Regions from separate parts of the Homo sapiens genome. Here region 1 is linked to region 2. Evidence: chromatin loops called from intact Hi-C (ENCODE). Cell type or tissue: GM12878. All regions are shown on one strand. Links, peaks and the distances in the headings refer to the core of each region. The heading gives the core; the rest is flanking DNA.

Region 1 (5,259 bases), core at 547-4,546, 73 kb before region 2:
TCCAGCAAAATTAAGAAGTAAACATTTAGAAATGTACAGTACCTTGCTGTTAAGTCTTCGCATAAGTATACCAATCAAACATAAAGGCCACCTTAAACTTTCATTTGAAATGAAAGACAATTTTTAAGAGGTTAAGGGCTAGTAATTTGTTAAAGTCCTGAAGTTAAATTAGCTCAAGTAAATATAAAGACTTTCCTTTAATTAAAGCCTTTTAAATGAACACTTTAAAGCATAGTTGGTTTCTCCCTCAAATCTTGTCCAAAGCCACTGTTTACAACTCAGTATATCAAAGAAGGTTTCAGACATGATTATGAAGCTCCCTCAACTTACAATGTGCTATTTGCAACCCTAGATGCTATCATTCTGGCTTTTCTACCTTTTAGCAACAATAAGCACACCCTTCCCATTTCTCCCCCACCCTGACTTACCCCTCTTTGCATTTAATAGATAATTTTTCTCAGAGTGTTCTTACACATCTTCAACTGTAAATATGACAAAAGCACACAGTACAGTACATGTGCCACATGTATAAATGTTGTATCTAGTCATACAATTTTCCTTTTAAAAAAGAAATATTTTATTTTCAAAAAGCAAAGACTCTAGGAATCTTTTCTAGCTGCCAGTCATAAAAACATAAATTTCTGGTTAGAGTCCCAAATTTCCCTGACCATAAGAACCACTTGTGGTATTTGTCAAACACATGTATTCTGAGTTCCATCCGTGATCTCCTGAATCAGAATCAGCAGGAGAGAGGCCTGGGAATACACATTTTAAACAAACGTCCACAGTGATTACGATTAGTCAAGCTTGAAAAAAATTTCACTAGGATCATTATGACTGAATAACCTCACAAACATAGGAAAGTTACTGGAGAAAAATACGAGCAGAATTTCAGAATTCTACCTTTGCTGAAAGTGTTTGTTCCCTCCTCCTCTACTCATCAAGACCTGACTGCTTATGTAACTCCCCCAAACCACCAACACCTGGGAGGAGTTGAAAATGATTTTAATGAAGAAGAAAAGCTGATGTTTAATTTCAAAACTGACGGTGACAATAGAAGGGAGAGGCATGAATTTATCTTGATTCTAACACAAAGCATTGTATTTGAGTCAACAAACAAAATTGGTTTCATTTTTATTTTTTGTAAGTTTTCACCAAACTCTATGCATATATAGAGGCTGGGCAAGAAAGAAAGAAATCCAGAAATATGGCATATGCCATCCCTTATTTATTTCCCCATGCGACCAGCCAACAGCTTCTTCAACTTGTCCCTGCTTCAAGCTGACTTGGTGTCTACTCTGTCAGAAATGGAGCTTCCCTAAAGACTGCCTCAATGTCAGTTACCCAGAGGCCTTTTTTCCATCTTGTGTTCCTAAACTTCTATGATATTAAATGATATTACCCTTTCTGGAAATTCTCCTTAGCTTTGATTTTATAATTTTACTCTGTTTCATTCCTTCTTTTATAGCCTTTCTTTTCTCTATCCCTTTACTGCAGACATGTTGTAAGGCTTTGTTCTTGACCTTCTGATCTCTCCACATTCATTCCCTCAGAGCATGTATCCATTTTCTTGGTGTCAGCCTTCCTGACTATCTGATTATTACCATCATATAACGATGTTGGTGATGAGCATAGCTAACATATCCTAGGCATTTTCCATGTAGGTTATCATAAGCACCCTATATAATTTGTACCATTTAATTCTTCAACCCTAAATGATACTATTACGGACCACATTGTATGAGATGAGGAAACAGATTTTCATCAAAACCATGGAAAGCCAACGTGAGGAGCCCCTGTGTGTCTCCTTTGTTAATGCCTCTGGGCATCATGGCATGTAGATTGCCCTAGAATGGGGATTAGGAAGCGCAGCACTGTGAAAACACCAGAAAATACGTTATGATAGCGGGTAAGGACGCTCATCTCTGCCCATTGAGATGGTTTTGTTTCTGAGTCAGGTTTGAGATGAGCCAATCCTGACTCCATGGTGCCACCAGGGATCACGAATTTAATAAGATCTTCGTGGATGCTTGGAACCCAACTGATCTCTGTTTTCTACTTTAGGGAAAGAGCCACAGCTTAAATGGGGTGGTTTTGGTGTCACATAAGCTATCAATAATACCCACGTTTTGGTGTCACATACGCGATTAATAATACCCACCGCTGCAGAGGAATCACCGTGGACTACTGCTCGTTTCATCCCATGCTCTTGCGATGGATCCCTCTCACCTGTTTACTGATTTCATTCAAATTCTTCAGCGACCACAGGACCCCGACTTGCCTTCTCTATCCTGGTTCCCATCACGCTGCTTTACAGGCCTGGCCTGCTCGCGGCTCCTCACACCAGCACTGTGCGTCTCCCTCCACGCCTCTGCCCTGTTTCCTCCATCAGACAGGACTAGCTTCCTCCACCATAACTCTCCACCTCAGCCCACATTCCCACAGCACTCGCGACATCCGCGGCCCTCAACATGGCGCTTCATTCCATTTTAGGGTATTTCCTCCTTGTTTCCTGCACACACAGTCGCGCGAGGCACAGCCCCGAGTGACCCGCGCACGAGTGGCCTGCGCTCCCAGACGCGCCGCCGCAGGCCGGCGAGGGCACCCTGAGCCGCTTCCCGCCCCCACGGGACCGTCGCCAGCCCGCAGCTCTAGCGGGAGGCAGTTCCACAGCGTGCCCGGCAGCCCCGCCACCGTCAGCACCGGCGCCTCGGGCGGGCTTTCCCCACCTCTGGGAGGCACGAATCCTCAGGGGCTCCTCGAGAGGGCGCCAGGGAGCAGATGCGCGCAGACACCTTTCGGCCCTCTGCAGCCGCCATAGCTCCCCAGCAGAAACCCGGAAGTGGAAATCTCAGCCATTCAGTGTTTGGGTGAAGACGGAGGCGGGTTCTGGACAGACCTACGCTGTCGGGGAGTGTTTACTTCGCCTCCACTTCTGTTCCTCCCCGCCCTGGTGCTGCTCCAGGTCACATACTCTTCCTGAGCCGGCTTCAGCCTCTCCGCGCAGAAGTCTCCCGGAGCCATGGCCTAGTATTCTTATGTGAAGTCTACCAAGCTTGTGCTCAAGGGAACCGAGGTGAAGAGCTGGGTCCTGCAGCTCCGGCGGGAGCCTCCTCAGTTCTTTTCGGACGCACTCCACCCCCGCGAATCCGGTGGAAGCCGTGATGCGGAGAGCCGGCTTCGTGGCCTCCCAGGCTTCGCTCTGACCCTGTCTGGGCTGGATGGAGGCCGGACCGCCCTTCCTGGCGCCTGTGCAGAGAGGGGCAGCCTCCTGCGCGGACGACCCTGGAAACAGGATAGACGGGCGGGTGACCCGTGACCCCGTACCCACGAGTTTGGGTCCCTTGAGGCATCTCTCCAGGCCTCTGCCTGGTGGGTCTGCGTTAGTCTGATCTTGTAGTTCATTATAATAACTTCCTTTATTAGGAATTATTCTTTTCTCCATTGTCTCTTCCTGGAAAAATTATTAATTTTTTTCTAAGCTAATATGTAGAGTGAAACCAGGATGAATCACACAGTGGTTGAGGTGTATATGGACTTTGATAGGGATATGGGCTGGAACCTGCACTCTGTCATTTACTAATTTTGTAATTTGTGGCAAATTGGTTAATATGTCTGAACTTCCATTTACTCATTAAGAGATCAAGTATCTTTGAACCTCCGTTTACACATTTATACTTTCAGACCATTTTTTATACCTTTAGAAGACTGTGAGGATTAAATGAGAGAACATACATGCAGTAAATAAATTGAGCCAAATGTGAGGAGGAGGTTGTAGTGGTAATTTATTAGCTCTTTAGGAGAAAAATACCTGTGCATTCATATCCCCGCTTCTTTTTTAACTGGCAGATTTGCCTGAGGTTGACTGTACATGCAAATATTGAGCTTTCCTCCTGGCCTCCGTGATAAACAGAAGTTTTGATATTGTTAGGCGAGATGGAAAGAAAGTATCAAGGAGTGAGCTGAAGCCACTGCCCTTGAGAACCCTCTCGAGGAGTCTGGCCTCATGAAGATGCCAGAATAAATGGCAGGTATATCCTGAATGAATGTGAGATTTTTACTCTGTGAATTTCCTGTGAGGAGTGGTGAGTTATCTTCTGAAAACTTTATGATGAAAATGCAGACAAGAGTATCTTAAGATTATCGTAATAATCATAATTAATGCTTATATAGCACTTTCAATGCGCCAAGAAATTGTAGGCATTTTGCACATTAACTTTTTTCAAATCCCTCTTGGGTTTTTATTTTTTTATTGCGATGTAATTCATAATTATAAAATTCACCCTTTTGTACAGTCAGTGGTTTTTAGTATATATCCAAGAGGTTCACCACTGTCTAGTTGCTCAGCATTTTTGTCATCTCAAAAGGAAATCTCTTCCTACCCATTAAAGCTGTCACATCCCATCTTCCCCCTCTCCTAGTCCATGGCAACCACTAGTCTGCTATCTATGTGAAATTGCCTATTCTGAATATTTCCTAAGAAATCATGTAACATGTGGCCTTTTGTATCTGGCTTCTTTCACTTACAACATTCTTGAGGTCCATCATTGTTGTAGCACTTGTTCCTTTTTATGGCTGCGTAGTGTAGTCCATTGTATGGATGTAATATTTTGTTCATCCATTCATCAGTTGATGAACATTTAGATTGTTTCCCCTTTTTGACTATTGTGACTAATGCTAGTGTGAATATTCTTATGTAAGTATTTTTGTGGGTGTACGTTTTCATTTCCCTTGGGTATACATACTTAGGAGTAAAATTGCTGGGTCATATGGTAACTCTTTAACTTTTTGAGGAACCCCAAACTGTTTCCTGTAGATGCTGCACCATTTTACATTTCCACCAGCAATGTGTGAAGATACATATTACCTCTTAATCCTCACAATAGACTTAAGAGTTAAGTTGTTATCCTAATTTTTTAAGTGGGGAAACTGACTCACAGAGAGATTCAGTACCTTTTCCAAAAATTGCAGAGCTAAGAAGTGACAGAATCGGGATTTAAAATCTGGCGGTGTGGCTCTACAATCTGCTTTGAACTTTAACATAATATGTACAAAGCCTGAAGCAAATTCTCAGTACTGTATTTAAGAGGGCATAGCAATGTAAGTCTTCCTAAATCAATAATTTATAAATGAAACAACTTAAAAGACTTCCAAGTTTCAATCTTACGATATTTATTTATCACACAAATCAATATACTTAAACTCATCTATATAAATTATTTCCTGTAGTAAGAAGAAAAAGAGCAAAGATAAGAAGAG
Region 2 (5,259 bases), core at 520-4,519:
ACCAGATGGAAGTAAGAGAGCTCATCCTCAACTTCCTGTACCTCTGGAAGTCTTTACACACATGCTGGAGAGATAGAGGAGAGTTCATTAGCATCAAACCACCATGGATTTCATAATCAATTCCTAATATCTGAATAGATGCAGAAAAGTCACAGGCATCTAGAAGTGTGGCCCAAGTTCTGTTCTTCAATCAGCCCACCCATTATCCCTATGTATCTCGATTTTGTTATCTAAAAGATCACATGATGGAGGATGTAAGCAAGTAACACAGCCAAGACCCAGTTTACAGTGTCTAGTACCTAACAGACTCTTGACACGTTTCACTTGCCCTTGAGTCAGTCTTTCCATGTCACTGAATATTCTTCCACAACACGATTTTAATGGATATAGTCGTCCATTGTTTAAATGTACCATTATTGACCAATGTAAAAATGTTCTTTTACCTCAAATTTTTATATGTAAAACAAAAACATGTTTGAGGACTAAACCCACAGTGTAGTATAAATTAAACTGGATGTAGGCCAGGCATGGTGAGTCACACCTATAGTCCCAGCACTTTGGGAAACCAAGACAGGAGGATGGCTTGAAGCCAGGAGCTCAAGAGCAGCCTGGGCAATACAGCAAGACCTCATCTCTACAAAAAAATAAGAAAAATTAGCTGGCCATGGTGGCGTGCACCTGTAGTCCCAGCTTCTTGGGAGGCTGAGGTGGGAGGATCCACTAAGCCTAGGAGTTTAAGGCTGCAGTGAGCTTGGATAACGACTGCACTCCAGCCTGGATGACAGAACAAGAACCTGTTTCAAAAAAGAAAAAAGAAAAAAAAAACCTAAAAACTAAAAACTGGATGTAGTTTGCTAATAACTAAACAGCAAATTAATTGTAACATGCTTACATATCAACGATGTCTTTCTTCTTTAATCATAAACCTGCTCACTAAGAAGTGCTGAAGTCCATGGTAGTGACAGGTACATGTCTGCATCCTTGTCCTGACCTGCATCTTCTTTGATTGTCCCCATCTGTGTCTCCGACTGGCACTGCCGAACCGGCTTGCTACCTGATCAATGTTGTACTGAACCAGACTGCTAACTGATCAATGTTGTTGAGCTCACTGCACAAAGCTGTTCTTACAAGGTAGATTTCTGCCTGGAATAGTCATACTTACACTGTTTATATTCCTTACTCCTGACGCATCCAACGCAGCACAAGTTCTATTTATTGCCATAGAAACATAGGTCATTTGGAAACACCTCCTTCATTTCTATGGAATGTTCAAACATTTCTGACATTTTGGACTCTGTTCTAGCCTCTTGTTAAATATATCCAGAAAAGAGACAAAGCTTTATGGGGGGGCTATATGCACACATATGCTATAGAATAAGCTATCTAAATGCTTAAAAATACTTTCCATCTGGCACTGCACCTTAATAGGTAGACAGAAATTAAGTATGTGTATATCTATCTGTATAGATACGTATAAATATATATCCCCAAAACAAAAACTCATTCTCTTACTTATACATAGGTAGAATATAGGTGAATATACATATACATTCATAGGTAGAACAAAAAAACCCCTCAGCCTCTTTAGGGCCATGTGTTTTCTCTGAGTAATTGTCACAATTAATTAAAATACATGTGTATGCCTTTTTAGATAAATTCCATCAGACCAGTTTCTGTCTGGTTGGAAAGTAATAACTGCCTATTTGCTAAGTGCCCCTGCCCCCATACTATGTTCCAGTGAACTAAAGACCTCTGGCAATCATAGATTTACAACTCAGCAAGATTAAACAATTTATTGTTATTTATGACATCCAAGCTGGATCTTCTGTATTATATTCCACATTAGCATCTATCACTTTACATTTGGGAGATCCTGTCCAAAAAAAGATTATGCCTCCTAACCAAACATTCAGCAGGGCTGCAGGAACAGGCCCCCTGAACAAACATCCTGCCAAAGTACTTTAAAGCACCGTAAGCTCCCACAGCTGTGCATTTTCAGACGACTCAGCAGATTAGCGTGGAGTCTCTTAGCCTCTGCTTGGTCTGTTCCTTTCAGTGATCTCTCACATGGCCCAGTCCATTCGGTTTGAAAATCCTCATGAAATGAGCAGATTAAGATCTGGCTTCAGTAGAGGGCCAAGGGGTGGGCATGGAGGGGAGAGGGTTTGCTCTTAACACAGCCTGAGCCTCAGAAAGGTTTCAGATGGAAAAGCATGGCACTGACTCAGCTCATGCTTAACAAGAAATAATGCACAGACCACAGCAAAAAAGCCCTTTATGTTGTGTGAAAGTCTATGCCGGAGCAGCTGCTGCCACCTCATGTACTGTGATAGAGTGTGCATGTGTGTGTGTGTGCATGAGTGTGAGTACGCACACAAATGTGTGCTGGGAGGGGGAGGAGCTCACACCTTCCACAGTCGCCACCTCAGCCTTAGCTAGCAGCATGGAGAAATGCCAAAAGTCAAGAGGAAGCTGCACCAAAGCAACTGTGATCACCACATCAGCAGGCGCTTTCTGGTTAGTAAAGCTACTGGGACTGAAAAACACACACGATCTCGTCCTTCTTTTATTTTAATCAGAGCAAAATATTTTTATAATAATTGTGTTATATGAATAAATAATTCATAATGCTGTAACCCATTATCACATTCAATCCTCCCAACAACCCTAGAAGATATGTAGACAAGTATTATTACTTTCCCTATTTTTATAAATGAGGAAATAAACCCCAGGAGGCTAGGCGACTTCCCCACGGTCATATAAGTTGCAAACAGTAGTATCATGATTCAAATACAAAGCTTCTCCTTTTGTCTTTATCATTTTAATTCTGAAGGTAATGCATATGCATGTATGATCTTTTAAATCCAGAGATGTATATGGAATAGATAGGAAAAGGGACTCTCCTTCCCCATTATACACCCCCTCCACCCAAGCTATATCCACTGTTGACTAGAGTATGTCCTTTCAATCCTATTTTCTATGCCTACATTATATACAGAAAAGCAGGATTACATTACACACAATATTCCAGTCATTGCTGTTTTTCACCAACAAGCTATCATTCACATCTTTTTCATACTATACATAAATTTATATCCTTTATTTTAGTGGTGTATATTGTGCGGTTGTGTCATAAATTATGTACCTGTTCTCTGTTGAACATATAGATTTTTTTCTGAGTTTTTCCTTAGCAAAATGCTGCAGTGAGTACCCTTGTACATAGATGTTTGTACATTTGTTCTAGAAAAATCTACAGTAAAGATTCTTAGATTAAGAGATTCCCAGGTTATTAGAAAACTTCTCTATTAATTTAGATATATACTTCCAAATTGCCTGACCAAAAAGTTATGTCAATTTAACTTCTATGAACAGTATACAAACATGACAATTTTCCATCACCTACACCAACTCTGGGTAATTTCATCTTTTTTACAAGTTGATGGATTGTTTTAATTTATATTTCTCTGGTTATTAATAAGGTTGGCCACCTCTTCATGTGTTATTATTGATGATATTTGTATTGAATTGTTTGAATTTTCTTGATTTGGAAAACCTTTTTACATGTCATAGATATTAAATATTTGTTGTAAAACTCTCCTTCCAGTATTTTGTATATGTTTGGTCAAGTAGAATAAACTCTTGTCCTCTGATTTCAGATTCCTTTCTCTTTCCATTAGAAATCCCTAAATGTAAAACTACATATTGATAGCTAAAAACCAGGATGTTTACTAGAGAAAAAGAATACAAAGGCAATAACTAAATATTATATTTATACAAAATACCTACTAGTACAAACTTAAAAAGAAAAAGTAAAAGTCAAATGCTTCTACGACTTCAGACTAAGAAAAAGAACTTTTGAGGTTGAATGTTCCTGAAATTTTTCTTTTCATACAACTATGGACATGACTTCAAAAGTTGATGTTACTAAAAATGTAAGATATGAAAGATATTTGAAGACTCAGAGAAGGTGGATTTTCATTTTAACAAGTCACATATATATTCTAGATATCCTCTTATTCGTAACTAAGAGAGTCAAATCAGATGAAAGAATCTAAAAATTTCCCTTTGACTGTGTTAAGTAGAAGTAGTAGAGGCATATTGGCCAAATCTTGAGTGTTTGCAAATTGACTCTTAAGGCTATAGCCTGGCACAGGTCATTGAAGCCCTAGCTTTTTATCTTTAATTTTAAAATCCCCAAACAATTTATACTAATTTTTCTTGTCCATTATTTCCAAATAATCTTGTTTAAATGTTATTACAGTGCTTGCTCATGTTACTGTTGTCTAACAGAAGGGTATCCGGGGCCTTAAAACTGAGAGGGTTAGGATTAATGATTCCAATACCTATGCTTGGACATCTCCAAAAGTGGGTTCCAACTTCTTGTCCTCAAGTCTGTATAGAAACTAGCAAACTTCCAGAGTTCACAAAGGCTCAAAGAGAACAGATGTTTTATAGAAAATTCTTAGAGCAAGTTTCATGCATAATGTTGCTGATGTGTGTCTGCCTTTTCAATAAACATCACTATGCTTTATCACAAGATTTAATAAAGCAGCTTAGTTAAAAATGCCATCTGGGTCTCTGGACACATTAAACAAAGCTTAAAATAACCACCCCAGCAACTGGGAGGACCCAGCTGTTCTCATAATCTGTCCCACTCCTTTTACTTCCCCATAAAAAGAGTGAATGAAGACCACAGACTAAAAGCATCCAGAATGAACTGACACAAACAGGGAGATAGATGGAGCCGAGGGCTCCTGTAAGTTTGCTATTGCTCACATAATAGATTTGCTAATTCCACAACCTGGGGATGGTGATTCAGAAAGGGAAGCAGAAAGAGGGAAGAGAGAATCATAGAAGGGCTCGTTCAAGTTTTCTAATGTATCACAAACCTGTCCTCCCTAATGTCTGGATCATAGCAGCCCATTCCATTCACCTATTCTGTAGTGAACTCCAGTAGAAAATACAAAGCCATCACCACCCAGTTCTTTCTCCCTTCTAGAGATGAGATATTAGCCACCCAATCCCAGATTCTCAGATCCATTCCAGGAAAGAAGCCCTAGGTATTGAAGCACAGCTTTCCCTCCCTCCCTTCTTTCTTCCACCCCAAGATTTGTTCCCCAGATAGTTCTAGTAAATGTAAAACCAAGTATATTCTCATTCTTTAGAGCAACCAGCTTTTCATGGCCAACTGGAATCAAATACAACCTGCACAAACATCTATCTGGAGGACACTCCCAAGGCTCCTACTGAGCCAGCCTT

What was found. A loop is a pair of places that touch in the nucleus more often than their neighbours do. Peaks named below come from ENCODE experiments on the same cell type or tissue, not always from the same donor. Only the 100,000 strongest peaks of a DNase experiment are listed, where the experiment ranks them.
Region 1: a loop joins it to region 2, with 6 times the contacts of the local background. A loop is called at or near these places in 1 of 110 quality-filtered maps.

The regions. Positions count from the first base shown.
Region 1 is chr9:40,989,404-40,994,662 of GRCh38, forward strand. It overlaps LOC107986997 (a long non-coding RNA gene), which reads right to left and starts at 2,428. Exons shown (of 2, transcript XR_001746463.3): 1 at 2,162-2,428. It also overlaps the pseudogene FRG1HP. RefSeq lists enhancers at 1,612-2,341, 2,165-2,354, 2,755-3,104, 3,125-3,184, 3,195-3,264 and a silencer at 2,505-2,714. In GM12878, for the core only: a CTCF peak has its summit at 2,797 (motif pointing right); DNase peaks (open chromatin) are centred at 2,098 and 2,868; H3K4me3 peaks cover 3,632 bases; H3K27ac peaks cover 3,516 bases.
Region 2 is chr9:41,062,280-41,067,538 of GRCh38, forward strand. It overlaps the pseudogene PGM5P2. Among named protein-coding and RNA genes, the nearest start is that of LINC03025, 60 kb to the right of the region's middle. In GM12878, for the core only: no CTCF peak of the experiment used is centred there; a DNase peak (open chromatin) is centred at 2,372.